Regions from separate parts of the Mus musculus genome. Here region 1 is linked to region 2. Evidence: chromatin loops called from intact Hi-C (ENCODE). Cell type or tissue: left cerebral cortex. All regions are shown on one strand. Links, peaks and the distances in the headings refer to the core of each region. The heading gives the core; the rest is flanking DNA. Region 1 holds the start of Gm14009 (a long non-coding RNA gene). Region 2 has its middle 62 kb from the start of Gm14009.

Region 1 (16,111 bases), core at 6,838-9,337, 63 kb before region 2:
AGAGAGGTGTTTACATGTGGCGTGTTAATTTTTTTAAACCCACTTTCTTTGATAACTGTTTTTGGGGTTTTTTTTTTTTGTCTCATTTTCTTTCAGAAAGTAAAGCTTTTTAGCCAATTTATGGATGATTTTTATACTCAAATTCTTAACCCACTACCTACTCAGAGGATTCCATAACCCTGCAGTGGGAACTGAGCCAGCTGATTTATAAGGCTGCCTTAGTTTATTTTTAGAAATTACTGTACAGAATTTTTTAAACAGGAAGAGTATGGTGTTGCCCTCTCTCCTCTGCCATGGCCTCTTTGAGTTTCCTTTTGAGTTATTACTACCAAAACAGTTCTTAGGAAATGGAATGAGTTCGAGCGGCAGAGGTTCTGTTCTGGTACGCCACTTCCACTTTGTAAATATTTACCTCCTTAGCTCAGTTGCTCCTGTAGCAGAAATTCACACTTTTCCTGCTTCCCTCAACTCCTCAGACCCCTCGGTCTGTCTCCACACGGATGCGCAGCTTCAGCCCAGGGTATCTTCAAGTGTATTGTGTCAGCAAGGGCTAGGGGCTGCCCGGATTGTGCCCAGCTCCATCAATCAAGCTGACTCACGGGAAGGGCTCTCGTGCGCTTCACTGCACTGCGGTGGCTGTGTTTGCCTCTTTTATCCTGAGAGGACGTGGGCTCACACACCGCTTGCTGAAGCCGCTAGCTCCACTGGTTGCTGGCTTTGCTGCCGCCACAGGCTCTGCTTTGCTGTGTGTATCAGGTGAGCTGGAGCCCACGCTTTCTCGGGGACTGGCCAGGTCATTTCAGGAGCAAGGAGCTCAGGTGATCCTTTTCCATGCTTCTTGGGATGTAGCCCTGCTCACCCCACCTGGCCTGTGATTCCTGAATTTCATCTCTATTCCCTTGAGTTAGGGGCTGGCTCTACTTCCATCAGTTCCCAGACATAGGAAGCTTCCATTATGCCGAGTAAAGCACTTGTCTTCCACAAGATGTCTGCCTGCTTTGCTCTCTCCATTTTCTTAATACTTGGATCTTGTTGGGCTTACTTGTGTCTGGGGTGGGGGTGAGGTGCTCTTTCTTGGTCCCTGCCCCTTAGGACCACAGCCCAGACATTTGGTCAGTTATTTCAAGACCAGGCAGGACTGGAAGTGCACAGCCTGGTGGAGGAGCACTTTCTAACCTGTGGAGAGCTGTGGCCCAGCTCCAGCTCCTCCCAAAACAAACGGCACACGTGTAGGCAGACAGCCAGGGGAGATACAAAAAAGGACCAAGAGGAAAGAGCATGGGAGGAGTGGGGATGGCAAGCCCTCTCACTTCTGAGAACTTCAGACGTCAGGCAGCTTGCTCAGGAAGCTTTATGAGTTTCCTCGCAAGTCAGCAGTGCCAACGACTGTTTGCTTTTGGCCTGTAGAAAGCCAGTGGTTTTTCTTATGTTATGAAGTAGAGAAATCCGTTTGTTCATACTTTCCTCTGTGTGTGTGTGCATGTGTGTGTGTGTGTGCATATGCGTGGTTGTGTGTGTTTATATGTATATGTATATTACCTATAAGCTTCCTTCTAGATTGAGATCATCTGATTCCAAATATCCTTATACATTTCCCAGCTTCGTTAGATTTGGTGTGGTTTGAAAGCTGTTTTGGCATTCTCCTCCTTTCCTGATGTATTGAGCCTGCTCATGGTTCCCATGAGGCCCTGTGGTTATTATAAGTTGGTGTTAAAACTGCAACCATGGCTCTCACACACACACACACACACACACACACACACCAAAGACATACTTGGTCCTGGGCCATGCCCCCCTCCTAGGACCTCCATTCTCATGTGCCAGTCTCCCCGACTGGAGCACTTTACTGTCTCAGCCCCATGGCTCTGTGGCAGTGCCTGAGCAGGTGCAGAAGCTCCAGAGCCAGGTCCCAGTGACATGTGTGGCCCCCAACGCATGCTTACCTCCAGCCTGGGGCTGGCCGCTGAAGCAGCTCATAGGGAAATAAGAGATTCTATGAATTGTAGAAGTATTCAAGAACAGGATGCGGCACCCAGAACGTAAACATGACTGGATGTCCCTGTACTGTATCTGTTTGTTAGAGTGCAAACGTCGCCTGCAGACAGACAGTGCCCCTGCTTACTGTGGGTAGGCCTTTGTACTTAAATATATTCTCTCTCGTTTTTGGTAGGACAGAAACTAGATCTCCCTCCCCCTCGTGTGTGTGTGTGTGTGTGTGTGTGTGTGTGTGTGTGTGTGTGTGTGTGTAAACATAATGCGGGTTTTGTGCCTTGACAACCTCCCCATGTGAGGTTTGTAAATAGTGTCCTGTGACTTCACCTCAAGTTGTAATAAACATACAAAATGGTGTCCTGAGTGATTCTTCAAATTTCTTTTCCAGAAAAGAATTGATGAATTGGGGGAAGGGGCAGGGGTCTGAAAAATCAGTTTAAAGTCTCTCTATTAAAGTATGTAATGGGTAATGTCTGCTTCTCCTATTTCCTTCCAGTGTTGTATATATTTTGACTATTTATTAGATTAGAAAGTCATGTTTCACTCGTCAACTGAGCCAAATGTCTCTGTGCAATTGTGTTCCCTTTACCTTTCTTTGTAAAATATTGTACAGCATAAATGAGTAAAAAAAAAAAAATCACTGTTTTTCCAAACTTCTCATAATTAAGGATTTGTAAATACCATAGGTTCTTCTTCTGTGTAATGTGCCCTACTGTTTCATAATGCTGTAACTTGTAGAGATGTTGTATATTTATTTTCCGCTTATTTAAATGTCTTAAGTTCTTGAAAGTGTTGACATCCCTATCCCTGACAGCCCTGCCATGCCATGAATTGCTTCAGCTCCTGATAAAGGAGGGGTAGTGGCTGGTTCTCTTCCCACAAGGCGGCTTCTGCTTTGGCTTCTGGCATTCAGTGCTTGGGTTCTGCCGCCTTTCTGATGAAATGAGTGTTTTGCTGCCGGTGAGATACCCTAAGATGCTAGCCTGGAAGATTGGACTCTAAGAAAATACCCATCAAACCCATTTTTGAAGCAGCTGGCTTCTGAGAAAAATCAGACTCACCAGTAAGTTGGCCACATCTTTAGAGAAGTATTAGCAGCAGATGGGGAAGAATTTTTTTTTCCTTAAATTGAAAGAGTATCTTTGACAACTCAGTGTTGAGAGAAATATTATCCTGCTGCCTCTTGAGGTACTGCTGAATGGCTGTCCTGGGTAAGAGAAGGGCTGGTGGGACCTGTTTCTAGAGCATTTGCCAAGGCCACTTGTGTCACCAGGACACTCGCTGGCTACCGTCCCCACCTGCTGTGTGCTTCCTAGTTTGAGGTCTGTGGACTGAACTTACCTATACCATTCGGCTCCCTTCCCGTTCACTGCTTTAGGCCAGCCCACTCCTGCTTCCCTCTACAGAGGTTCTGGCACCCACGTCAAGATGGCTCACTGAAGCTCTAGAGCCATGTGACTTCATGGAAATGGTTTTGTCTTCCTGCTGATTCAGCCTGGTGCCTGTGTGTGTCCATCCGCTCAGCACGTCTGCATGCGGGTCCTGTCCACACGTGTCGCTAAATCGGCGGGGAATTGCCTCTCAAACAGCGTTGCACAAAGCACCCTCAAGTTCCCAGCAAAGTACTTGATCTCTTTCAAATGTGTGTTATTGTCTAGGTTCTGTGACCACTGGTTTCTGTACCCAGACCTGTCAGGTATCCTTTAGTGAACAGCACTGATCTCTGTATAGTCCCCATCACTAATGTCAGAACCCAGCGTATGTAGCATTTGTATTGCAGTTTCCCTGGCTTCCTTTACGTTTTGCACTGATGAATTTTGACAGGGTAATTGCCACTGTACCTGTGCAATACTGCTGTAAATAACTGCAGATTTTTTTAAGAAACTCAATCTTTTATGTTCTTAATGAATTTTATATAAATAAAACTTGCGACTAGCTTTCATGAACTGTTCGATGTGTGTTCTTATAATTGGCCGACAACTGAGGGTGCATGTAGATACACCCCCTCCCTGATTTCAGTCAGAACACATTGACTTCATGGAGAGTTTGTAACTCCTTGCTTGGTAATGAGTGTGTAGTATATATGGTTAGAAGCTAACCATGATGGACAGTTTTGAAGCAATGACAAAGCATCCCGCCCACAGAATCCGCCGTGACTCAGAACTTGGGTGGAAAGGTGTTGGGAGGTAGAGAGGTCGGGAGAGGACTGTTCTCTGGTCAGCTTACAGGAGGACTGCTCATCTCTGGGTGTAGACTAAGTTAAAAGTGGCGAGCCCCTGAGACACTGTTGAGGGGAACAAGCTGTAAGGGTCACATGAATGATTTGGCTGTTGGGATCTGAAACAGTTTTAAACCAGGCATGTATTCACACTGTTAATTAATTAGGGGCTTTGTAAAACTCAACAACTTGTTGCAAAGGAGTTGTTTGGGCTGCCACCCCCAGTCCTCATCTGGGTAGACACCTACATTTTTCCAGAGTCCTTTTCTTGCCATGTGGGTGCACACATGCCCACCTAGGCGTTTTTGCATAAATGCTCTAACTACATCCTTTACCTAGCAACAGGTCATAGATCTTTCTAAAATGGTTCCGCTTCACCCTGGCTACTGCATCTGACACTGAGACAATACTCTGGCCTGGCTCGCCGACAGCTGCCACCAGAATGCTCACTCACCTTCTGAGGAAGCTCTGTTATTGGCATGCTCGCACTTGCCTGGCGTGGGAGGAGACACTGGCCCTCCTGATTTAAATGAGACCTGTTCACAGCTCCCATGACACCGGGCCCTATTGGCACTGTCATGTTGTTTGAAGACAGTGGGCTTATTTTTAGCAACTTGTTTCACATTTTCCTATCAATGATCAACTTGTTATGCATAATGATCCTTCAGCCTGTTGCTTCTTTTCTTCTTACATTCTATTGTGAAAATGTTCACGTACATGAGAAAGTCCACTGTACTCAGCAGCATCCACACGACTTCCTGGCTCTTACGCTGAATGTTATTCTACGACAACGACATGCCAGCATCTACTGAGAGGTTGGGTTTTTTTTTTTTTTTTGCATATTTCAAAGTTAGAGTCACCAGTAAACTCCTTCCTAAATTCAACATACTTGCCATTCGTTGTTTTTTTTTTTAATTATCATTAAAGATAATTTTTACATACAATAAAGCACAGATTTGGGGCTGAGGAGTTGGTAGAACGGTTAAGAGTGCTTCCTGTTCTTGCAGAGGACCCAGATTTGTTCCCCAGCACCCATGGCCAGTGGATTACAATCATCTATAAATCTATTTACAAGGGATCAATGCCCTTTTCTGGCCTCAGATCTCCTCCCCACAGAAACATATATGTAAACATGAATAAAAATAAACATTAAGAAAAAAATATGTATTCAGCATGCGTTTGTTAAGGTTCAACTGAGGGAACAACTGTCACCCATGGACCGACACTTGAGAAAGTTCCTTCCCAGGCCATGCTGTCCTCCCCAACCCACCCCTGCTGCCCCGAGGAGAGGCCTCTGCTGGTTTTTTCCACTGTAAGTTACTTCTGCCTACTTCCCACCTTCATATGAGTGGAATAGTCCGTGTCTGGTTCCTTTCGGTCAAGGCAAGTTCCAGAGTTGTGTTACAAGGCCTAGCGATCAGTAGTTGTCTAATGGACACCTGAACCTTTTGACCTTTGGAAATGACAATGAGCAAAAGTTTCTGTGACTTTTCATACAAAGTGTCAGTTACCAACCAAGAAGCCAGATTTCAGTCTCTCACGTTGATTTCTGTGTTTTGTCCCTGCTTGTGACAATCTCTTTATGTCAAGGTTTTAAATATACTTTATTCACATAACCCCACAGTTTGCTTTTTCTTCTTAACCCACCTAGAGTTGCTTTTTAGTGACACACAGTATGACTGTTTCTACACCCCATACATTGTCTGCCTATCCTGGAGTGGCCTCTCACATGGTGTTCTGTTTCTCTACTCTTCTCTCTCCTCTCTCCCTCCAACCTTTTTATTCATGTTATTAGTTTTTTGTTTTCCGTGTTCTTCCCCACCACCACCACTACCCACACCTTCTGTTCTGTGTTTGAGTCTACATTAACTCAGGAGCAAGTTGCCATTTCACCTATATGGTTCCCACTGCTTTTGTCTGCATTTCTTTAGATGTAGTTCCCTACCCAGTTTCCAAGTCTGGAATCAACGTAGCTGAATGTGAGGGTCATGAAAATTTGACAACAGTAAAAGGTTTCTGGATGCTCAATGGTCAAAAATGAATTCGAAATGAGACACATGAGGAATCAGGGGTACCCTGGCCCCGCTCAGCTTTGTTGGGTCTTGCGATTTTCCTGCAGCCTTGGATTGCACATCAGTATGTCATGCTCCACTGAGTCAAAGTCAGTCCCACCTGAGCAAATGCTACCTCAGCTCATATCCAACAGTCCTGCCAGCTATGGATGGAACTCTTACTGCACTTGGTAATTTTGCTTGTCATGGCTTTATCACAAAAAATAAAGTTTAATATATTTTTTTAACCTTCATTCCTTAACATGAAGCTATTGCGAGTGTATCATTGGAAAGGATCCTGTTAGAATGTTTGGTTGGAAAAATGGCCATTCACGCTCTCTTTTCATGGCACCTCTTAGGCTGTCAGCCATGTGAAGATGGAGTTTCGCAGTTGTCAGAAGCCCACTGAAGTAGGCGATGAATGCAGACATTGTACTTTCTATGAGAAGCCCATGGCCACAGAAGTATCTGCTGGCCGATGCTCTGGGTGGAGAGTGGAAGGGTAATGTGGTTGGGATCTGTGATGGGAGCAACAAACAAGGTTTCCCCAGGATGCAGGGTGTCCTAACCCGGGCAGAGTGTGCCTGCTGTTGGGTAAAGGGCATTCTTGTTCTAGACCAAGGGAAACTGGAGATAGGAAACACAAGTCTGTTCTGGGATGCACTGTGAATGCCAATCAGTGTGCTCAGCTTGGTTATTATTTAAAAAAAAAAAAAAAAAAAAAAAAGAGGAGGAGGAGGAAGAACTCCTGGACTGACAGACACTACTATGCCTCTGCACTTGACCCAAAAGAGCTTGCAGAATCTGAAAGTTTTTGAGTCTAAGAAGACGATGCCTGCCGATATGTTGTTAGAAAGCCTTAAAAATAAGAAGGTCAGAAGCCCGGGACCAAAGCACCCAAAAGATTCAGTCTCGTGTTACTTCCTGTGTCCTGCAGCACACACACTGACATGTTGCTCTGAAGAAACAACACACTGAGAGAAGTGATAGGGAAGGCTGCAGAACATGCTAAAGCAGTAACAAATAAATAACCAGACATTGAAAAAGCAGAGGCGGGGGGTGGGGGGGCGGGAATCGCTGTTTGTGTTGCTGACTTGAGTCCCACACCATGTGCGTGCCTACACACATGCGCAAGTGAATTTTGGCCTAGGATTGGGGCAGAATTTCCAACAATTTCTAAAATGGCCCTAAATAAACTTCTGCCATTTTGTACTATGTATTTATTCAAGGCAGTATCCTCAGTGGAGCACTGATGATTGTAAAATCAAAATATCCGTCAACTGAAAAATACCGAAGATGTTCTGTAACCTGCAGGATTGGCTCTTGAGCCGTGGTTTAATTCCTGGTGCAAAATCAAAGGAGCACTTCTCTTAGGAGCATTTTTTTGTTTTTGTTTTTAATAGCCAGGCTGTGGTGGCCCTCAGAAGGCAGAGGCGGGTGGATCTCTGAATTTGAGCCTAACCTAGTCTACAGAGAGAGTTCCAGGACAGCCAGAGAAACCATGTCTCAAAAAAAGACAAATAAAAAACTTAAATGCATCAAAGGTTGTTTTACGTTTCTATGATTTATTGCCAATAAATGATTTGTGCATGTATATTATATACTTGTACACCCTGGGTTGTGTAAATGTTTCTCCGACATCAAATGATCACAAATGGAAAAGATTTAAGGAGCGTTGGCTGATTCCATACACTTGGATTTTCTTCCTTTAACACCTCCAAGTGTCTTGGCTTATTTGAAGGGTGGGATATGCATCGTCTGGCATCCAGCCCCATACAGCTCTCTTTATGTGCCTGGTACCCAGTGTGGCTTCTGCCTGTGAACGTCTCCCCTGCCCACGGTGCAGCTGAGGACAGGCTCAGAGCCAATTCAACGCTCTTTCCCAGCACTTTGCATCTGGGACAAGTACAGTCTGGAGGACAGCAACCAAAAGGCTGCCAGAGGCCTGCTGCCCCCTACTTGGCTAAGATGCTCCGCTACACCGCCATCAGCAACAGTTTCCTCTTGGTCTGTGGGGCAGGTGCCCGCCCCTCCAGCGAGTTCTCTTTGTGCTCAATTAGCTGAAGTTGGCCTCTGTTGTTGGCAACTGAACTGCTGACTCATTCCTACCTGTCAGGAAGGCTGAATAAAAGGGTTGCAAGAAGTTCTCTACAAACAGTATGAATTCAGAGGGTGTGGGGGCAACAAGCTGAGGGTAAAAATGCCCTGTGGGGCAAGACCAACCAGGACAGAGCTGCTAGGAGTTGCAAGGTATGACAAGGGTGTCTAATCTCTGGTTAACTTACACTTGGCCTTTGTCTCCTGCCAACTCTTTTCTGAAGCAAGCCTGAAATTCTCATTCGTATCGCCACGGCGAAGCTGTTTCAACTGTCACAGGCCGCTGCTCTCCCACACCTTATCACTTCATTACAGGTCCTGCTGAAAGAGCCTGGGAAGCTAGGTTTCCATAACTGCTTGGCTTCACCTCCTAATAGCAAGCTTGGGGTGAATTAACTCTTCTAATAACCTCTTTCTCATGTCTAAAGAGCAAACTTGGGTCAGTGGCTTTGGAAAGTACACTAAAAAGCTGGAGAGACAGCTCAGGAAGTAAAGGTGCTTGCTGTCAAGACTGATGACCCGAATTCAAGCCATGGTAGAAGGAGAGGACTCCACAAGTTGTCCTCTGACCTCCATATATACACCATGACATGCATGCAAGCAATCACACACACACATACACTGCAATAATTTTAAAATATATTAGACATCAATTTTAAAAACTAATTTAGATGGCCATTTTCCTTAAACAATTATTTAAGTTTTAAGGCCCTATCACGTGTCTAGCACAGAAAAGAATGGTAAGGGTTTAAAACTAGGACATGCCAGGAAGGGTGAGGAAGGACCACAGGAAAAGTCAAAGGTGGGATTTCCAGGTGGGAGGCTGCTTTCTGAGTATGGTTGGTCTAAGGCTCTATGGGGTGTCTTTCCTCTTCCATCCTGGGCCCCCAGAGCTTGCTATAACGACCCCCATAATGGCCTCCAATCTTTGGATACCTCTTACCTGTGAGACAAGCCTCGAAGCATCTTATTTTCACCTCAGAATGAACAGTCCTTTCACGTAACTACCACCAGATAGGCAGACTGAGTTACACAGTCTAGGCCCTGTCACAGAGGTCCCTGAGCTGGTCCATGGCAGAGCCAGGATGAACCGAGGCGCGTGGCCCTGCCTGAGCACGCACGTGTGGTCACTTCCCTTTCTTTTCTGGTGCAATAGAGCTGGACCGGGAGGATGAGGCAGCCAGGGTCGGCCTCCAGCCCGGTGCCTGAAGAAAGCCTTCTGTAGAGTAGTTCCAGCCATTATGGGGACTTCTAAGTCTGGAGTTTGATACAAACTCATCCTGAGGGAACCCATCTGTGGGTTTAAGTGTCACCAAGAGTGCTTCAGCCGCACCTAAGCGGCTCACCTTGCAGACTTCCTGTTCGATCCTTCCTGTCTACTCTCTACATTTCCTGTTTAGTTCTGTACTTTCTAATACTGATCTTCCCACCTAGTCTGAAGTCCTGCCGACTTTCAGCTTGTCCCAATAATTCTGTCTGTAGGAAGGTGTGGTTCGGCTGATTCAACACAGGCTTTCCACCATCGAGAATAACTTCCCACGTAACTTGTTCTATTTAAAGTCATTAAAGAGCCAGGCATGGTGGCGCACGCCTTTAATCCCAGCACTTGGGAGGCAGAGGCAGGCAGATTTCTGAGTTCGAGGCCAGCCTGGTCTACAAAGTGAGTTTCAGGACAGCCAAGGCTACACAGAGAAACCCTGTCTCGAAAAACCTAAATAAATAAATAAATAAAAAGTCATTGAAGGCATCAGAATGCCAGGGTAATGGAGAAACAGGTTCAGAAGAACCTGGATATGGTCTTCCCAGGTAAGGTGGGGGAAGTCTTATTTCCAATTCAATGGGAACCAAATCCATCTTTTATGTCTGCTCTTCCAAATGCTTTTGCTTTAGACCTAGAACAGAGAAGTATTTGGAACCCAGAGATTCCCCAGGACGCAGCATCTCTACAGCACCTGGCAGACAGGCTTGGAGCACTGAGGCCACAGCCCTGGTTGACAGAGTGGTCCCTTTTTTGCTTGTCTTACATGTCCCTGAATCCTGAAGGAGAGTGAATTGGGCATGGTGGGAGGCTAACGTGTCCTACTCAAGTGTGAACGTGAAGAGCCTCACAGCCGGATGTGAACACCCCCAGGGATTCCAACAGGCCATGCCCAGCCACTGCTGCTCATCGGGAGACATGCACTGTCCAGTTTTCTTGTCTGTACAGAAAATGAGTTATGGTCCGAGTGGGTATAGTGCAGGGTCCAGGTTTGGCTCGCTCAAGAGCTTTGAAACTTGGTTCTCCAGACAAGGGTTCATCTCCACAGCAAAGGCAGAACCTTCCCGATGTGGGTGAGAACAGCTCATCCTGCCTGCCCATGACCTGGTTCACCCCAAGCTGACAGTCCCATTGGAGATAATACTTTCATCCTGGGTTTTCCAGGATGCCAGGGCTGCCCAAGGCCCTTGTGACAGAAGAGGGGTCAGTTTAGCCCCTAGTAGATTCCAATAAGTTGCTTTTTTGGTGTCTCTCAACCCTGACCTCATGTCAATGTTTCCTTCTTCCTGCTAAGAAGCCTGACGCCCAAAGCCTGAGATGTAGGAGCTCTGTCAGATCTTCTTTAAAAGTAAGCCAATTCTATTGCCTTCAGATCTGGGGACTATCCAAAGGAAAGCATGAACCAAGGTCATTGAGTGACCTTTTGAAAAGGACATTGGAGTGGGGGTGGGGTGGGCAGAAGTTTGTTTTTCCTCTGTCAGTTCCTGCCAAGTATTGATTCCGTCTAGGTGAAGGTGAAAGGGTTCTCTTGTCTCTAATCCAGACATCTGAAAAGACTTCTGTTTAATCGTGCATCTATTCATCCTACAAATGTTGGTTGAGTGCCTATCACCTGGCAGGCGCACACTAATTCAAGCACCCAGGAATCACTACGGACAAGACGCTTGCACGGTAGGAGCTTATCTTCAGTAGGTTGTAAGACAACAAACAGGTGAACGAGTGAACTCTCTCTCCAGCGTCTGGTGAATGTGTGAAAAAGCAAGCAAGGCCCAGTGTGGTGGCACGGCTCTGCAGAGGGGTTTCAGCCAGCACAGCCTGTCCTCCATGACCCCAGAATGAGCAAGAAGCAGCCAGAGGAGTGTAGTCCAAACCGACAGATTATAGACATGGTAATCGGGGGCAAGCAGAAGGCAAGCTGGTACGGCTGGAACAAACGGGAAATGGTGCAGGCATAGGCGTGAGAAGCAGACTGGCTGAAGGCCAGGAGAACGTGTCCAAAACTGAGTTAGCTCCGACTTTGGTGGGTAGGGGAAGGCTTTTGTCAAAGAGTCCCAGCAGCGGCAAGGGATTGTTTAGGGAGATCCCTTCCAACTCCAGATTACACGAGAATGAGCTTCCGTATGACTGAAAGCCAGCCATGACCTAGGGTGTTCTGCTGCTTATTAACAGGACATATGGGAGACAAATGGTAAAGACATACAAATAAAAAAGTCTGATAATATCGATGTATCATTCAGAGACTGTTAGTGCTGGGGGTTGAATGTGTCTCCCAGAAGTTGAGGTGTTGGAAACTTCCCTGAGTCATATGATGCTGTATTTTGTACTGGAGCCTTTGTGGGGGGCGGGGGGGGGTAGGATTATGTGGGTCACATGGGTAGTAAATACATTGATTACTTTTCTATACTATGATAAATACCATGACCAAAAGCAACTTGTAGAAGACTTTGTGTATGGCTTGCAGTCCCAGAGAAGAGTGGGGGGATGCTTGGGGTCGAGTGGCTGGAGCAGATCACGTCTTCAACCACAAATAGGAAACAGAGAGAGCTCACTGGAAATGGGGTAAGGCTAGACACCCTCAAAACCTGTCCCCTCCTCTTGTGACATACTTCCTCCAGTAAGGCTCCACCTCCTGAAGGTTCCACAACCTTCCTTAACAGCACCACCAAACAAGAACCAAGTGCTCATATACCGGAACCTATGGGAGCCATTTCTCATTCAAACCACCACAGGGGAAGACTCATATAACTTCATTAATAACTTTGTAGCATGAACCCCTAGCTAGCATGCTTATTCTGTGTCAACATGTGATTTCTACCAAGTTATGATTCAGGAAGAACACTCTAGCCAGATCTTAGGCACATATGGTACCAAGCTCTTGAACTTCCCAGTCTATAGAACCACCAGCCAAATAAACTCTTCTTTGTAAACTACCCAGCCTTGGGTGTTTTGTTACAGCAACAGAAAATAAGCCAATGAGATCTTTATTTTTAGACGTGCATTTAAGTATTTAGAGATGAGGAAACACCATATCTCAAATGTTCAAGGGGGGGAAATGTGCTTACAGGTGTCTCAGGAGTGGGTTGGTGTTTGGTGTGAGGGAGGACAAAGGAAAAAGGAAATATAACCAAGTGGTATAATGATACCTGAGGGGTCTGAGTGAAGGCTCTGAGTACAAATCTTCTCCACTTGTTTTGCACTTTTCTCTGAAATACTCAAGGATAAAAAGCAAAACCCTGCCAATTTACTTCAAAGGAAAAATGTGGGGAGTGTAGACTGAAGCTTTATGTATTTAGGCATGCATTACAGTGAGACACTCTCATAAACCAAATGCCCCAAAACAGAAACTTATATGTGTGTGTTCCAGTCCACATTGGTGCACACATGTATATGCACGTGTATGGAGGCCAGAGGCCAATATCAGGTGTCTTCCTCAGTCACTCCCCACCTCATTTTAGAGTCTCTTGTACATCATTGCTCTAATTCAGCTGGACTTGCTGGCTAGCAAGTCTCTGAAATCTTCACATCTCTACCTCCCCTGGGCTGGGCTCGCTTGTATATACTGCTGTATGGATATACTGGCTTCTTATGTGGTTGCTAGGGAACCCAGACTCAGATCCTCACATTTGTATGGTAAGCATTTGACTGACTGAGCAACACCCCCCAACACACCCCCCCGAGAAGATTTGCTGTTGCTGTTATTGTTATTGTTGTTATCACAGACAGTTGCTGTTATTGTTGTTGTTGTTGTTATCATAGACAGATGATGGACCCAATGGTCAATCTTCACCCCCATATGGAGCAGCTGTTACACACAGGCCAGATGGTAAAAAAATGGGGCATCCTCCAGCCCAGGGGTTTTTGTTTGTTTCTTTTGATATATAAAATACCAGGGGTAGGAGCCCATCTCTCCAAATCTCCCAGAGGCTCTACTATGAAAGTGACTGCAAGGTGTGTCTGGTCCCCATAGCCTCTGGATCAGAGAGCTTCCCCCAAATTCTCATGGATGACTCTAGAATCTGGGGAGCACTCCAGCGCTGTAGTTGGATCAAATGAAAACACGCAGGGTAAACATACTGAAGGACAGGTGCTTGCTGTTTGTTTAAATTGGTTGTAGTTGCAAAATGTTCAATTCTCATCTCTACTTCCCTCTGCCAATTTGCCCTGGCCCAGGCACTCATGATGCCTGCCAAAGGCAGGGTGAGTGGGAGGAGAGAGTAGGCTGGAGGGCCCAGGGCCAAGGCCATGGAGGGAGCAGGTGAGGCAGCTCCAATCTGCGTGCCCAGGGAGAGCCCAGTCATCAGGTGAGTCAGAGCCTGCTGTTGACAAACCTAAAGGGCCAGGTGAGGTCAGAGAGAAGGAGGAGCCGTGAGTGTGCCCTGGGAGGCAGAAGAGATGGACTTTCACGGCTAACCCGTATCAGTGATAGCATGGACCACTGTGGGCTTGATATCCCGCTCAGTGGGGTTTGATGCCTCAGAGGATCTTGGCACAAGGCAGGCATCATCGCCTCCTTAGGAACAAAGCCTGGAGGATGTGCAGAAGGTTCTAAGACTCCCTTGCAGCTATGCAGAGAAAGAGGAAAGTGGTCCTTTGCACTGAGGTCCAACCCACCAACACTGGCCCCAGTAGTAGAAAAACTCTTTAAGAAGGGGATTTCCAGCTATCAGTATCTCAAAGGCTCATCCAGAGATGGCTTTTTGTGACAGCTAACTATTCCAGACCAGACTTTCTCCTACCCACCCATGTGGGGCTGGGCTCAGCCCAGGTGCCCCTCAGGCCATTTAGATTGCCCCAGGCTGATCTCCTGTTGACTTGTAGGTACATGTACCTTGCTAGTTATATTTGAAGTTGTCCTCTGGGCTGAGGCTCAGCCCTCTGACTTGGTAGGACCTGAGGGGACCAGTTGAGTTGTAGGTACTTGTAGCACCATCTGCTAGGGGACTGGGAGGCATTTCCATGCCTGGTTAGGACTCTGAGGTAAATCTTCCTCATGTAAGCCGGATCCCCTCTTGGCCTCTTGACCTTCACCTTTTTGTAAAAAAAAAAAAAAAAAAAAAGTGCATGGCCAGTAGGATCCCCAGGACATAAAGGTGCTGTGCCTATCCCAAGGACCTGAGATCAATGGGGAAAGGAGAAAACCGACTCTCACAAGTGGTTCTCCGACTGCCACATCTGTGCCTGCTATGGAATGCTTGCACGTGTGTACACACAACGAAATGTAACCATTTTGTTTTTAAGGAGAACACTGGGCCCATTCAAATGAACAGCCTCTGGGCCCTGCCACCACTGTGTGTCCTCTGAAGTCCCTGTGAGAGTCTCTCCTCAGAATTCCACAGAGGCAGGATTTGATGTGGGGACTCCCCAGAAAGACGGGTTGGTAATCGTTCACACACAACCTCTCCTTTCAGACAGGTCGCTATCAGAACCTGGTGGCCACTGTAAAGCAGCAGTGTCCATGTGTCATCCGAAAATGACACTTGGGCAAAATAAATCCCAGTAAGCAGGGCTCTTTCCTGGAACACGCCACAGACTGCTTCTCAGAATGCCCAGTTCACTCCTACGGGTGCCCTTGCTCTCTCAGGGAACCTCCTCCCAGACAGCCAGAGGAGGATTCATTTTCCAGCCTTCCCTGACCACCACTCAGTGCTACCTTCAAACTGCATCCTCTGGCCTGCAGGCCTTCTGCACACGGTGAGCTTGCAGTGACTGGGGACTGTCAAGGAGGATCAGGCCCAGGGTTCTAGTGCTCTGGGAGACTGGGGCTGTGTGAGCCCCACTCTTTGTATCTCCAGTACTTTTGAGGACAGCAGAATTCTTCGTTCAGGGAAAGACCATGGCTGCTCCATCACAGACACGATGAGCAAACACAACATTGGAAGGGAAAGAGAGCGTCCTTCCCAGTTCCCTCCAGGCCTCTAGTACTATTCTTGGTGGGACTGTCTGCTGCGGGGCCTTTCTCAGCACAGCCCTGGGCAATGGGATAGAGAAGCACTGAGACCCATGTTTCTTTGAACTCTCTTTCACAGGAAATTTGGCTTCAAATTCTTGTACACCAGAAGGCCAAGGCAGCCTTGGGACAGGCACACTATGTCTCTTATCTGATGATGTCTGGACAGAGGCCTCTGGAAGCTCTTCTCGGAGCATCAAAAAGAGGCAGCTGGTGACCTCATGGGTCACGACTTTATTCCCTCCACTTGATTTCAAAACATGGGACTGACCTTCCTAGTTCCTGTCGGGGCTTTTAAGTTCAGACATGCAGACAGACAGACAGACAGACAGACGAGATGTGAGGGAGTACACTTGTTGCTCCTGTGACTAAAATCCCACAGGAGCTCAATGGTGCTGATTATTTATGGACCAGGGAAAGAAAGTGGGGGCCTGAAGCTGGGGAGATCTTGTTATCAGCTGAGCACAGCCATACTGACAAACCCCCTTTCCCAAAAGCAAAAATTCCTGAGAGGCAGGTGTGAAACCTAAAGGACTTTGTCCCCCTGA
Region 2 (16,111 bases), core at 4,772-7,271:
AGGAGAAGTGACAATCACTGGTTTGTAGGTACTGAGAAACTATCTTCAACATACACAAAGCAAAAAACAACACAACTCAAAAATCAGGAAATGGCACAATCCTGTTTTAAGATGTTCACACTGTTATTGATAGAAGGGCTAGGTCTCAAATCAGTGGTGGCATCTGCATTTGCATAAACTCGCCAATGTCTTGGCCCTGTTGGCATTTAGAGAGCATCTTGCTCTGTGGAGCTCTTGTCAAGAGGGTACTGTGTTACGTGAAATAGGTGAGAAGGACAAATGCAGGGGCCTATGAGCTGGCTCGGGAAGCAGGGGTGCTTGCCGCCAAGTCTGACAACCTGAGTTAGATCTCTGGAATCCACATGGTAGAAGAAAACAACTAACTCTTGACAGCTGACTTCTGACTTCCACATGCACACTGTGACACACACGTGTGCACAAATACAATTAGGTAAATGTAAAATGAAGAAAAACCATTAGTACATGTTCTCACTTATATAATATCTGAAATTGTTGATCTCACAAAAGCAGAAGACAGACTAGAGAAGACTTTGGGGAAGGGTGATGGTTAAGGGGCACAGTTGCTCATGAGTGATAACTCCTTGTGTTCTACAGCGTAGTAGGCTACACTTGGCTGTATGTTGCAAAAGGGCTCCTAGAGAGGGTTCTGAATGGTCATAACAAAGAAAAAGACGGAATGTTAGAGAAAATAAATATGCCAAATATCCTCATGTGAGCATTAAACATTTATATGAATTGAAATATTACTCTGCACCCCAAAATACGAGCAATTACTATGTATGAATTAAAAACAAAACCATATGTTTCCAGTTAAAAGATAAATTACACGTGAGTCCATAAAATAAGTCCCAATAAGTTGAAGAGGTAGTACTGGTGTATTGAATTTTTGTTGGGTACAGGGCATTAAACCAGAAGTCACTGATGGTGAGGTTTAGAGGCAGACAGGACTTCTAAGTAATCCTGAGCTAAAGCAGAAGCAGCAAGGAAAACGGACTTTTGATCAGAATGATCGTGGGAATAAAACATCAAGATGTTGAGCTGTGGTAAAAACAGTGTTAGGAAGGAGATTCATAATTTCATATACCAAAGAAGGTAGGTTTCAAGGCAGTGCTTCAATGGCCCTCTCTAAGACTCGGAACAAAAAGAAGGAAGGGAGGGAGGGAAGGCGAGAGGAAGTAAGGAGGAAGGAAACACTGAGTAGAAGAAAAAGAAATAATAAGAGTGGAACCAAATAACATAAAAACAGAGAATACAGAAAATTAACAAACAAAAGTGATTACGTGAGAAGATGGAGTAGCCAGATTAACGTGCAAACAGGTGTGTGATGTTGGCTGGCCAAGGACTGACAGATAACCAACAGAAAAGAGCCAAGAGCCAGGGACGACTTCACACTTACAGGGACATCTGCGTTTGTCCAAGAAGTCAAAACGATTTATGGGGAAGGAAAAGTCTTCTAAAAAAAAAAAATGGCGCTGCCTTCATTGGGTGTTTATTTGAAGACAAACAAGACACTTATCTTTCTCTCTCTCTCTCTCTCTCTTCCTCATTTGCAAAAATTAACTTGAAATGAACCACAGACCCAGGGACAAAAGCCATAACATATTTAGAGAAAAGCGTAAGAGAACATTTTCGTAGTTTGGGGTATAAGCAAATGTTGGGGGAGTCACAGGAAGAGCTAATCACCAAGGATGGCCGAGACATCTGTCTCCAACAAAGCCGAAAGCTTCTGCTGGTAAGGGATCTCAGCAAGAGAGCTGGAGAGACGACGTTCAGCCCTTTTAACAGCACTGGCTGCTTCCCACAGAACCCAGGTTTGGTTCCCAGAGCCCACATGGCAGCTTACAACAATCTGTCACTCCATTTCTAGGGCACCCAGTGCCCTCACCTGGCTACCTCAGGTTCTAGGCACAAACATGATATATGAACATACATACAGGCCAATACTCACACACTTTAAAAATAAATAACTACATCTTAAAAAGACATCAGTAAGCAAACAAACAAGCAAGCCACCGATTGGGAGAAAATATTCACAAATCTAAAAATGAACAGATATGCTGGGTATACCAAGAACTCTTTCAACTCACTAATGAAAGATAATCAATTCAACTAAAAATGGGTGAAAGAACCTGATAGGGTAGTGCACAATTATAAACCAAGAGAGAAGTGAGTTCAAGGTTGGCTTAAGACATGTGAGATTATATAAGGAAAGGACCCAGAGAGCTGTGGATACAATTCAGTGGTAATAGCACCTGCCCAGACTGTGCAAAGCCAAGGGTTCAACTTCAGCCTCATGCGAATATGTGAGCAATTAAATAAATAGGTAAATAGCTGGATGAGAGAATTTGTATACCACACACACACACACACACACACACACACACACACAAAAACAACAACAAAAAGACATGCAAATGACCACCAGGGACTGCAAAGACACTCACCAGTACTCACCAGGAAATAAAAATTAAAACCACAAATGAGATACCACAATACTCCTACCAAAAATTAACATCACCAGCATGACTAAATATTAGTAAGGATGTGGCAACTGCTAAGACAATCCATAAACCCTGCCCTGTGACCCAGAGTGGCCCTCCTAGGGATTTTCCCACATGAAATGAAAACATATGTTCACCAAAAGCCTCACCCACCCGCCACGCCAGCTCAACAACAGGACGGGTCGGAGTATTCTTTGACGCAGCAATAGGAATGAGTTCCCTAGCATTCCGCTACTGTAACCGGTGCCTTAGATGATCAACTTATAAAGAGAGAAGGATGGTTTTGACTCATGGTTTAGTGGTTACAGTCAGGAGTCAGGCAGATTCATTGCCTTTAGGTCTCTGGTGGGAGGGGCAGACGCAGTGATGGGCAGCAGGTGGCACAACCAAGTGGCCAGAAAGGAAAAGATAGAAAGAGGGGTGGACTGAGGTCACACTTCGTCCTTCAAGAGCACACCTTCTGTGACACTGAGACTAACAGGAAGCAAAACTTTGCCCCTGGAAGTTGCTACCATCTCCCAACAGTACCACAGTAGGACTCAACCCCTCATCCCCGACCGTAGTGCCCCACCCCTGACCCTCATCCCTTGACCCTACACCCCCACCCTCTCACCCCTACACCCCTGCCTAACCTTTGTGGGGATGCGATTAAGACTGAAGGATACAAGGATGACTGCTCAATGGGTTTGGGTCATCGTTATGAACATGCTAGGAGATTTCAGAAGCCAGTGCCCATGTACAAGGGTTCAAGTTTCAGCATAGCTTTTTCCTGACCCTGTCAGTAGCTACTGTGGAAGAATGACTCTGTCAGGGATGGCAGTCTTTTCCATTGGTGTGTCTTTCTCTAGCTACTTGAGGCCATGCTCAAAGGCTTGTATCCTCTGCTCTCTCTCTGAGCTATGTCAAACTCAAGACGCTTTTCACGATGTTCTTCCAACTCCTTGTGGGAGGAAACAAACCTTCCCAGAAGGCCTGAAGGGGCTCAGGAACCCCAGGGAAGACTCCTTCCAAGGTCCTGTGGTTGGCACACAGGAAGAGGTTTCATGAGGGGCCATGCGGGATCAGCACAGGCAGGATGAGGAATCCCAGTAGGTGTTCTCCACAAAACATCATCTGCTCATCCCTTGCCTTCTTTCATGACATCATCTGGACCAGCTTGGATGAAGCAGCAGAGAAGAGGTGGGGTATGACAGGCTGAGAGTAGGTTTCCTAGTAACACCATGCTCTGTTATATACCAATATGACAGAGGCATACACACTAAAATGTATAGCAGAACAGGACCAACAAAGGCACAAGATAACAAACAAGCTGAAGAAGCAAGAGGACTTTTGTTCAGATACTTAGCATACATGTAAAAAACTAAGGTTGTTTCCAGGCAGACTCGAGAACCTCACAGGCTCCATCTTGTCTCTGACCTCTAAGCCCTGTCATATGCTCTGTTCAAGATAACCAAAAAAGAGTCTATTTCTCCAAAACTTTTAGGGGAAGCAAAAGACTTTACAGACGGCATATGGACACCAAGGGTAATGCCACATGCTCCAAAGGGGTGGGGGAGGGACCTCTCACTGAATATTTTTCTCCTTTTCAAATGTATTTCTCCTCTGAGATCCTTTCCACCTTTCCTCCGGAGTCTCCATTCCCATTAAGTTCTGGCTTTCTGTTCTGTGTTCTACAGAACCCTTCTCTGTCTACACACAGCCTGGGTGTCTAGCCCTAGCTTCTACTTGAACTGAAGTATGTCACTGGAAACATTGGACCTGTGAAGCAGGGTTGGTGGTCCTACAAGAGTCTCATAAAGTCCTCACTGAAACTTCACCTCCATCATCTTCACTACCATCTTCATCATCATCACAGCGGAATGCCACCATTACCCGACCTCTCCCATTAGCATCATCCTCATCACTGCCACCAGCACCGTAATCATCATCACCGCCATCAACATCCTTACCAATTCCACCACCAGCACTATCCATGTTTTGGGGGGAGGGTGGGTGGGTGGCTCATCATATATAAGAAAAAGTACTCAGAACTTATTATTGCAGTCTCTTGGGAGACAGAAGTAGACCTACTTGCATTTCATGGAGGAGGACATTAGATATCTGAGAAATGCTCCTCCTTTGGAGGAGTTCAGTACACTGGGATTCTCTGGCCTCAGCCAGGCCCTTGCTACAGCTGCCAGGCTGTCGGTTTCTTTCCTTGGTGATGGTTGTCCCAGATCCTCATCAGACTCTAATCCAAGGCCAGATGGCCTTTGTACTTTCTACCAAACAGTCCATGGGCCTCTGTTGCAAGCACTCATCCTGCTTCACCCTCTCACTATACAGCCAACCTTTCTTGAGCAGCAGCTGTTCCAAGGATGCTTTTGTACACAACCGTATCACTTCACTCAGGCCATTCATCTTACTGGTGAAGTCTGTCCCTGTGGCCTTAAAAACCCCATAACTCTGATTCTGTTCCTTTCCACAACTCCTACCCAGGCTGTGAGATGTGCTTGGGTGTTTCCTTGTGGGAAGAGCAGGCTGCCTGCTAGGCCCATATAATACTGGCAACTCATAGCGTCTAGGTTTAGAGGGACTGTCACTGGAAATGGCTGGAGACGCCACTGAGAACCGTTCAGAGTGTACATCCTGCTAACTTCATAATTAAAGGACAAGACATCTGGGAACCCTTCATGTGGTGTACCAACATCAAGAAAAGCATCAAGAGTTTGTAGAAGAGAGGCGGACTCACTAAGGCTACCTTGTCAGGGTTTTTGTAATGTGGCTTTCCTAGCAGACAAAGCAAAGGCTGAGACTGTTATGTGAGGTTTTGGGATGAGCAAGACGGCAGGCTTACTCTAAAGTGTGCACCAGGCAACCGTAGTACTTGGACTTGACTAACTCCGATGAGCTGTGCTATCCCTGTGCTAGACTAGCATCACACATTCCAGGCTCCACAAAGCCCACAGAGAGTGTTGCTGAACAGTGTCATCAGGTGTGTGTTCTGCCTCCAAAGCAGACCAGTAGATCTCTTTATCTGATTAATTAAATAATGATGCTGTACACATCTGTGCACACATTTCTGTGTGGACGTGTTTTGAATTCTCTTCGGTATCCCAACAGGAAGGGAATACTGGGTGCCATGGCATGGTGACTCAAATGTGTAACACACAGACACAATGTCTAATGATTTTCCAAAGTAAACTAATTTGACATTCCTCCTAGCAGTGTGCTAAGAGATATTATTTCTATACGTCTTCACCGACACTTGCTATTATTGTCTGTCTTTTTATTTTAATCATCCTTGTGGGCGTGAGGCAGCATTTCGCTTGTGGTTTTGATGAGCATTTATCTGATGAGTAAGAATGTGGTATTGGCTATTTGAATATCTGCTGTAGAGGAACTTCTATCTGGGTGTCTCATTCATTTTTGAAGTTTCAGAGTTATTAAGTTGTAATACTTTTTAAAAATATTCTAGATAGCTGGTCTGTGAGTATTTTTCTATGTACAGATTACACAGAATTGGTGCATAATTCTTTTTATTCCTGGATTCCACGATTCCTGCACCTCCCCTTTCTCCCCTCCCCCAGGATAATACTTGCCTCCTAGAATGACTAAGAAAGTGTTCCCACGTAAGCTACATTTTGAAAGAGTGTCTTAAGGGTTTGTGTTAATTATTCTTTTAAAACCTTTGTATAATTTGCCACTGAAATCATCTAGTTTGGGGTTTTTCCTGTGGTAATTTTTTTTTAGGGGGAAAAGAAGGGTTAAGGCTGGGTCTTGTATAACCCAGGCTCACCTCAAGTTCACCAGGCTGTGGCTGACCTTGAACTCCTGATCCTCCTGCCTCAGCCTTCACATTGCTCAGACCTCAGGTATAGAATTCTGTGCCCTGCTTGGAATTGTTGGTTGATAAAAGTTCTAATTTAATCTCTTCACTTTTTGTTGCACACCCGTATTTTCCGGAGTTAGTTTTGTTAGTCTAAGTCTTTCTCGAAACAATTCCACTTCCTCCATGCTACCGGCATGTTAGCGGAGACGAGGTTATAGTATTTCTTCATGGTTATTTCTTTTTGAAAGCCTGAGATTGTTCTTGCTTCCATCGTTTCAGTAAAGAGATTGCTCTTTTTCTCCCTAGTTAGTGCAGCCAAGTAAGCTACATTTTGAAAGCTTTGTGTTCTTGTCTGGCTTTCAGGTTTTTTTTTCCTATCCTCTTTTATTCGTTTCTACTCTGATCTTTATCATTTTTTTCTTCTGCTTGCTTTAGTTAGATTTTTTTCTCTTTTTCTTTTCCAGTTCCTTAGGATGGAAGATGAATTATTGATTTTTAAGCTCCTTTTGTTGTTGTTGTTGTTTTAATGTCCATGTTCATGAACATTGATATGCAAGCAATGCTTTTGCTATGTCTTGTAGTTCCGTCTTGTGGTCCTTTCATTTATCATAAACCATGCTCAAACTTTCCTGCATGATCTCTCAGAGTGCTTTTACATTTCAGTTCTGGGAAAGTCTCTGTTTACTTTCTATGTGATTTCTTCACTCACACCACTGTGGCTGATGACATCAGTCCTTTCGATCTCTGGGGACCATTTTCATGGCCTCACATATGCCTATCCTGGAGCCTCTTGTGCAAAGATGACTTTGGTGTGCAGTGGAACTTTCTTATGGGTGTCCGCTAGGTCATTTGGTTGAGAGTGTTGTCTACACGTTGTCTAAGTATTCCATTTCACCAATGTTCTGCATGCAATCTGTTCTGTTGTCAAACATTGGGATGTTACAGGGTCCAGTTATTGCTTTTGGATGATGATTTCTGTTTCTGGTGACTTTCACCTTAGTGTTTTGGGGCTCTGTGTGAGGTGTACAGTTTCACAGCTGGTTTGGCTTCTTCATGGACTGACCCACGGTGATTCTCGTTCTGAATTGTTCTCTTTTTTGTCTCTGATAACACTTTTGTCTAACAGTAGTGTAGCCACCTTCCTCTTTTTGTTTTTGTTTTCATGGTAGACCTGAAATTTTCTACTTTACTTTCAACCTAATTGCACCCTTTGTGGCTGCTATCATAGTTTTCGTACATTCTTTCTTTTTAACTCTTTTCATTGAAAATTTAAGACATTTAAGTTTACTGTAACTATTCACAGGGTAGAATTTACATCTGCTATTTTGACATTTCTTTTTATACATCTTAAGCTTTTTGTCCTTCTATTCCCCCTTGTTGCATGTTTTGTATTAAATAGTCATTTTTAATATTCCATTTTGAATGCTTAGCATATATTGTGCTAATTTTCAAATTATTATCTTAGCAGTTTCCTTGAAGAATTTCAATTAATATCTGTGGCAGTTAGTATTAGATGTCAACTGGCCAAATTAAAGGATATCTGCATATCCGGCCAGGCACTATTCTGAATGTGTGTGAGACTGTCCACAGAGAAGACTGGCATTGCATCAGTGAACTGTGTCAAAGTCACCTTCAGTTCGTGGGAATGTACACTATCCAACACTATCCAACTAGCAGAGGAACCATATGGAACTGAAGGTATCTCTCTTTCTCTGTCCTCTGGAACTCAGGCCTTTGGACGCTGGGACTTGTACTAGGTGCCTCTCCCACTTCCTGGCACTTAGCCTTGGGTGAGTGGTGTGCCCTCAGCTTCCACATTTCTGAAGCCTTCAGATTTGGAGTTGTGCGTTGCCCCACCACTTCTCCAAACAAGCTGACTGAGAGACTTCTCAGCCTCTCCAACCTCTCAGCCCAGCTCTTCTGATAAAGCCCCCACTGAATTCCTACTTGAGTCAATTTAGAGGCCATCTAATAATTAGATGGAGGTTTTCTTAAGGTTCTAGAACAAATGAACTGCTGAGTTGCTTCTGAGATCTGGGGCATGTGAGGAGCTCTGGGGTCTTTTTTGAGCATGCACACTGCTCTGTTGATACCCAGGGCTTTTCTTCCTTGTGCTCACAGATTTCTATATTCCCCAGACGATACATGCCGGAGTTCTCAGGGCTTCGTGGCCTTTAGATCCTGCCTGCTAGCCTTTAGATTAAGCATATGCTTAGTTTATTATTGCTCCAACTGTCATCCTCTGCCTCCACCATCTATGACGTCCAACAATTCCCACTGAGTGTTTTTAACAAATGCCCTACAGGAAACAGCTTTTAGCCCCGAGGAAATTTTGTTAGATTAAATAAAGACAGGCTTGCAAGTGGTGCTTTCGGAGAGCCGTCAGGCCTAGTTTCTCCTAGGGACTTTTGACTTTGCAAGGCTCAGACAGAACCAGAGAGAGAGAGAGAGAGAGAGAGAGAGAGAGAGAGAGAGAGAGAGAGAGAGAGAGAGAGAGAGAGAGAGCAACAAAGCAAGTTGTGTGCTAGAAAGCTCACTACTTTTAGTGAAATCCTGTCATTCTATCTAAATTGTTGCTGGCTGGCTGGAAGCCTTTGGCCAATCTCTGGAGTTCTCGAAAGGTTGAAACTAGTTGTCTTAGTTATCTTTCTCATCATTTTGTAGAAAAAAGGTTTTTCATGATCTCTACCACACCATTTTTGCAAATGCCGCTGAGTTTCCTCCTCTTTTCCAACATGCCATATATAAAACTAAAAGGACACCAGGAAGGAACACATCAAAACCCTCTCAACAAGATGGTCCCTGCAAACAGGTAGGTTTAACTAGCCAGTCAAATGCCACCACCACCCTGCCCCGCCCCGCCTTCCTTGGCCACTTCCACCATGCATTTGCTGTAACCTCCTACATTCATGACCGCTCACCAAACCCTGCAAGTTGTTAGTTATCAAATCTAAACAAGTTGTAAATTGCTCTAAGGATCTAATATGGGGGAATTCAGCAGACACTCAAAAAGCTTATGAATGGGCGCTCTTTAGAGGGACTGGCTCCTGGCCCTGAGAAGTCGTGGAATTTTCCGCTGTAGTGTTGCTGCCTCAGGAGTGGGGATGGGATACAGCGGGGGCACTGTGTGCTGAGGAGGACTTCGGGTTCACCTTTAACTCCCTGCTCACATGTCACAATTACTCTGTTTCTTTGATGCACACATGCTTTGCCGATCTACAAAGCACGGCTCCAGGGCAGCCTCAGGGCTCATCTCCCACTCTCCTCCTGAAGGTCTCCTTCCCGCCCCTGCCATCGGTCCCTTCTTTGAGAAAAATCTAGCCTGCCAGAAGACTTGCATTGATAAATTATTAACTGATTCCGCTGCACATCAACTTTAACCGATTCATGTGGTCTCTAACTCCTGGAAGTATTTTTATAGAACTAAATCAAAGCTTCGAAAGTGACCAAGGTGACCAGGCCTCTTATCTTATCTCCAAAGGAAGAAACATAGCAGTTGTGTGCCAGATACTTAGAGTTAAAGACACATTTTCTGCTGGTGTTGCCTTTTGTTTTCTGTTTTGTTTGAGGCATGTGTGTGCATGTGTCTGTGTGTGCTCCTGTTTGTGTGTGCATGTACATGTGTGTGTGTGGTGCATTTACTTTGTTTTATTTTTGAGCCTGTGTAGCTCAGATGACCTTAAACGTGCTGCAAAGCACAAATTGGCCAAACACTGGCCAACTTCCTGTCTTAGCCTCCCAAGTGCTAGGCTATCAGGTGTGCATTGCCTATGCCTAGTCATACTGACATTTCAAATATAGCATTCCAAGCACATGTCGGCTTCCGCATAACACATCTCTCTATCTGTATCACAACTGCATTTATCCTGCACTGCATTATCTTGAAACAAATTTCAGTTTTTGGATAGTTAAAATAAAGGACTGTTTCCTAATAACTCAGTTAATGAATAATTGGAACATCAGAAGTTGTGCAGAACAGAAGTCTATATTTGAGAAACTTGACCTATTTATACATCTCGAAATATTGTCACAATTAAAAAAATAAACACCAAAAAATAAATAAATAAACACCAGGCTAGATGTGAACTCTGGGCTGGATGTGATGGTGTGTGCTTTTAATCTCAGCCTTGGCTGGTGGATCTCTATGAATTCAAGGCCAGCCTGGGCTACATAGTAAGTTCCAAGATAGCCAAAGCTACATGGTGAGACCTTGCCACAAAAATCAAGTAAAATAAAGTAAACGTACCAATCACCCCAAGTTCCCTTGTGCCTGGTTACCACAGCCTGTTCTCTGGCTGTAAGCTAACTATGCTTTTCTGTAACTAAAGACAGAACTTGCATACTCCACTTTAACTCATCGTAATTATCTCTGAGGTTTAGTCACGCCACCCTGCTTTCCATAATGGCTTCTGTGTGACCAAGTGGCAATTTGCTAATCCATCCATTGGCTGGGTTGCGTTCGGGTGGTTTTGAGCTCTTGATAGTACAACCTAAGCAATTGTGGGCACTTGAGTACAATTCCGTGTAAGATGTGATTTCATTTCATTGACGGGATGGAAATAGCTAAGCTTAGAAGACAAAGGCACTTGCTAGATATCTTTTAAGCTCTTAAAATTCACTCTCATTTATTTAGTGTGTGTACAGGGTGCCACACATGCCTTTGGAAGGGAGGGAATAACTTCTCAGGTTGATTCTGTCCTTCTACTGTGTGGGGCCTGGAGACAGATCTCAGGTTGACAGGCCTGGTAGCAGGCACCTCCAGCTACGGAGCCATCTAGCTGGCTTTAATTTTTTAAAGGTGACAAAATGCTCTTTAAAGTGATCACACCAATTTCCATTCCCAGCAGCTGGGAATGGGAATCCCCGCAGCTAACAGATTTTTGCAGATCTCCTCATTCTCGTGCAGTGGAGCTGTGTCGTGATTGTTACAGCAGTTGCCTAGTGACTAACAACGGTAGGTCTTCTTCCATATGCTTTTTCGCCGGCTCAAGACACTCTTCAGGGAGATGTCTATTCTGTTTGTTTTCTTTCCATTAGTTCTGGGTACCAGCCCTTGGTTGTAGACGATGCTTTGTAAATATTTTCTCTCATCTCTGAGGCTTTCTTTTCCATTCTCCTAGGCATCTTTTGTTGTAATGAAGCCCACCAGTCCGGGGTTATTTCCAGCATGGATGTGCATTTTTATATGTGTGCAGGTTCATGTGTGGGTAGGTGCATGTGTTTGTGCAGATGCATGTACATGTGCGTGGTCATGCATGTAGAGGGCAGAGGTCAACCGTGAGTGGTATTCCTCGGTCATGGTTTACCTTGATTTTTGGGAGAGAGTAGGTCTTATTGGGACCTGGGCTTACTGACGGGGAGGGTGGCCAGCCATCGAGAGCCAGGGATCCACCTGTGCCAGGCTTCTGAGTCGTGGGATTATCAGCACATGCCTCCATTCACAGATTTCTTTTTTTAAAACCCAAGTGCAGGGATTGAACTCATGTTCTCAGGCTTGCACAGCAAACAGGTTACCAACTGAACCATCTCCCCACACCAAGAGGTTTTCTTTAACCATTTAAGTGTTAGCTATTAAAAAAAATTAACAATGCAGTGCCAAACTCAAGGTCACTAAAATTTTCTTTTATATTTTCTCTAGGAGTCTTAGATTTTGGCTCTTTTCATTTATACCCACGATCTGTTTTGCATTCATTTTTCTCCCATGGTATAAAGTAAGGACTGAGGGCTTGCCAGTTTGTTAACTGAAGCTGTCCAGCTTCCTCCAGCATCAGCTGTTGAAGACTATTTTCTACACCAGATTTTCTTGAAAACTTTGTCAAAAAGAAATTGACTGGGGGCTAGAGAGATGGATCAGTGGTTAAGAGCACTAAATGCTTTTCCAGAGGCCCTGAGTTCAATTCCCAGAAACCACATGGTGGCTCACAACAATCTGTAATGGGACCCAATGCCCTCTTCTGGTGTGTCTGAGGAGAGCAACAGTTTACTCATATAAATAAAATAAATAAATACTTGAGAGAAAGAAAGAAAGAAAGAAAGAAAGAAAGAAAGAAAGAAAGAAAGAAAGAAAGAAAGAAAGAAAGAAAGAAAGAAAGTGACCATGAAAATGTAGGGCTGTCAATTTTCAGCCTTTCATTTACACACACACACACACACACACACACACACACACACACACACACAATTAAAGGAAACAATAGAGCTTTTTAATTAGCTTTAGATAAGCAATGCAGGCCTTAAGAAGTTCCCAGCCTTCCTCCAAATCTCTCTCCCCCATCCTGGGGACCTTGCCCACTTAGGCAGTGGGAGGATTGAGACCTTCTTCACCTTGACAACAATGAGAAGCCATCCTGTGAATCTGGCTTAAGGAATGAGTCAGAAAGGGTGGCTTGAGTCACCTAGCAGGCCCAGTTATGCTAATTCCTTGGAGAGACCTAGAGATATTAAAAAGGGCACTGAGATGCATGGAGAAGTTTGAATCTTTGATTCCACACAGAGACTATAAGAGTGGAGTGGGCAGTGATTTATGTGAACCAAGTCACAATTCAAACCTGAAAGATCCCCTTTCATGCCCATCTCTCCATTGAAAACATAACCCTGTATCATGGCGGGATGGAGGAGGAGGGGATGTATTCGATTTGTGCTGAGGACAAATTTTGAAAGGCTTCTTACAGAGTACAACTGGGAGGCCATGACTGCCTTGTGGGGCTGGTAACCAGTGGGATAAAGGGGGTGCTAAATCCAAAGAGTCAGCTTCAGGAAGACCATTGGGGACCATTAGCATGCTGCAGGGTGAGGAAAGACACCCAAGAGGTCAGAGAATGGTCCAGTCTGCAAGGGCTTGGGTCAGGGAGGTCGTGGTAAGCTCAATGGAAGCCAGCCTCAATGTCCAGTTGGAAAATGTCCACAGAGGGAGGATGCTCCAAAGAAGTCACTAGAGCAATGATTGAGGTTACAGATGTCTATGTTTAGCTGACACTTGGGAGACTCTGGTATGTACTCTGGTATTTGGCTTATATACTAATCAAGGTCTCTAGAGAAACAGAACCAGTAGAACACACGCACCCGGGGGAGGGATCTATCAATTTATCAGATTGGCTCACACAATTCTGTGTGGGTAGTCCAACAATGGCCAACTGCGTGCTAGAATCCCATAACCTCACTGTTCATGAAGCTGGGTGCCTTAACAGTCCCAACATGGCGCTGAAGGCTTAGAGGATTCCTGGAGAGCTGTGGGTTTTCAGTCCAAAGAACCTGGACTCCGGTGTTCCAATGTCAGGGATGGGTGGAGCAGAGGGGATGCATTTGCCAGCAGTGAGATAAGGTAGGCAGGCAGAAGCTTTGAGTTCAGACCTCTGGGCTGCTGCTGGAAGGAAGGGGCTGTCCAGTGTGTATGTGTGTGTGTGTGTTGAGGAGAAGGGAGGTTTTTCTCCTTCTGTTAATCCTTCCAGGAAATATTCCTGCAAACCCACCCATAGGCATGTCTCTTAGTTGATCCCAGATCCAATCAAGTTGACAAGCGAGGCCAACTTACAAAGCCTAGGTCTCTACAGCCCTCATTCATACATGGGGTGGAAAAATGCTGGACTGGAGTATTCCTCAGCCCCACTCTTACCATCATGTAGTCACTTCTGTGATCCCAGAGTACTCAGTCAAACTGAGAGAACTGAGTGTAGCCAAGAGTCCTGGTGCCACATCTCAGCTGTGACTCAATCAGATCAGAAGCAGAAGGCAGTAGTGTAACCCTCTAACACTTGGCCATCATGCCCAGCTTCCTTGTGTCTTCCCCTGAAACAACAGAATTTTCATAATTTAAGGAGGTTAATTTTTCTCTCATTTTCTATTTTACCTCAGATCACTCAGGATCAAATTCCATGGGAAGCAGTAGAGACTGAGGTTTCCTTATTTACAGCAAAAATAATTCCCTGAAAATGTTCACCAAACTCACTTTGCATGGCAGAGCAGGCTTTGGCCAGCACTTCTTGGCTTTAAGGGACCTTCCTGCACTTCATGAACTGCCCTCTGCACGGGTAATTCCAGGGATTCTGTTTACAGCCTATGACTCTGTCTCCTTGGGAAGATCCACAAAGTAACAAGCTTTTGAAAGGCTCCAAAGCTCAGGAGAAGATACTCAACATGACTTGCCATTAGGGAGAGGCGAGTAAGGAACACAGTGAGGTCCACTGCACATACATACGACTACGACAGAAAAGATGTACGATAATAATAAGAGTTGAAATAAATGTAGAGGAATTGTTATCTTTGTCCATTATTGGAATGCAACAAAGTTCAGTTGCCTTGCTTAGAAATCTAATGGTCTAAGATCATAGAAATCAAAGATTGGAACTGTAGCATTATTACATGACCCTGCCATTCTCCTTCTAGGTATCAGTTGATCCAAGGCCACTGAAAATATACACGCTACTGGAACTTGTTTATACTTACTGATGACAACATTCTTCACAAAGCTACCATGTGGAAGCAACCAAATGTCCCTTAAATATGCCTGCAACAGCACGGATAGACCTCAAAGACACCAGGTGAAAGCAATCAGAGCAAATGGCCTCATGGACACGATTGCCCCCACAGCTGGGCACACTCCTTTGCACATCATTTGAGAATGGCTTCACTTTTCCATGGATTGTCCTGTTGGTGGATTTATAGACATGTTGGAGAAGGAAAATGATTTTGTTTCACTGAAACCCCACTCCTCACCGTCCACCAGGCCATAATGACAGCATACATATTAGATGGCCCATAAGACAGCACTCATATTAGATAGCCCATAAACATCCAGTTGAGGTTTTATATCTCAAATGAGCTAAACCATTCAGAAATGTAAAATAATAATGACAGCCCACCAAAAAAACTGTCAGTCCAACCCTTGCTAGCTTCATGGTGGCTAGGAAACAAAGAGAGAGACAGTGAAGGATCAGGGGCAAGGGTTATCTTTCCAGACCACGCCTACTCTGACATACTTCCTGAGCCCCACCCCAGACCATTTGCACCACCTCCAAATAACAATATCTTGGAGTTATGGATCCGTCAGTGGGTTACGTCATGGATTATATCAGGAGTTTGTGATCCAGTGACTTTCAATGATAGACTCCACCAGCAGGAGACCATCCCCTCAACAGGAGCTTCTAGCTGTCTACACCATGTTCAAGCCATAATTCTTCTGGTCCAACTTCTGATCCCAGACCAAGTGTTGGCATCAGGACATTCCAAACCTATGAGGCAACAGCACGACCTGTGACCTACAGACCGGTTGCCAAGACAATGACCACCATATTCCCAGCATTCACTTGGCTCACCTCCCACCCTTACTTGTGTTACATCATTTTCCATATAAATAAGGAGAATGCCCCTTCCTCACTCTCTCTCTTTTTTCTCCTTTCTCCCCCTTTTCTCTCTTTGCCTCTTCTTTGTCTCTCCCTTCCAATACAACCTCTTCCACCTGGAACTGCTTTGGTGCTGTTGTGGCACCACCGGCCATTCTAACACATCACCAAGTCCTGCACATTGGAGGCCTCTTTCCTAATAGCTAAGTGCTGAAGTCACACCCAAGTTTGTTTTGTTTTTGTTGTTGTTGTGGTTGTTTGGTTGGTTTTGTTTTGTTTTGTTGGAATTTTGTTTTTGTTTTTTTGTCATCCAAACTTTTGAATATCCTAAAGGAGGGAGATATTGACTTTGAGTGCCACTCCCTGCCTACAATTTCTACTCAGGTATTTGAAAAGGTGAAGACTTCCACTCAGATGAGCTCTCCTAGTGCAAAACAACT

What was found. Peaks named below come from ENCODE experiments on the same cell type or tissue, not always from the same donor. Only the 100,000 strongest peaks of a DNase experiment are listed, where the experiment ranks them.
Region 1: it touches region 2 in a loop (2.3-fold over the local background); 6 of 42 quality-filtered maps call a loop at or near these places.

Annotation. Positions count from the first base shown.
Region 1 is chr2:128,158,614-128,174,724 of GRCm38, forward strand. It overlaps Bcl2l11 (BCL2-like 11 (apoptosis facilitator)), which reads left to right. Exons shown (of 4, transcript NM_207680.2): 4 at 1-3,934. Gm14009 (a long non-coding RNA gene) reads left to right here and starts at 11,123. Exons shown (of 3, transcript XR_866719.1): 1 at 11,123-11,287. In left cerebral cortex, for the core only: no CTCF peak of the experiment used is centred there; a DNase peak (open chromatin) is centred at 8,081.
Region 2 is chr2:128,224,083-128,240,193 of GRCm38, forward strand. No RefSeq gene overlaps it. Among named protein-coding and RNA genes, the nearest start is that of Gm14009, 62 kb to the left of the region's middle. In left cerebral cortex, for the core only: no CTCF peak of the experiment used is centred there; a DNase peak (open chromatin) is centred at 5,766.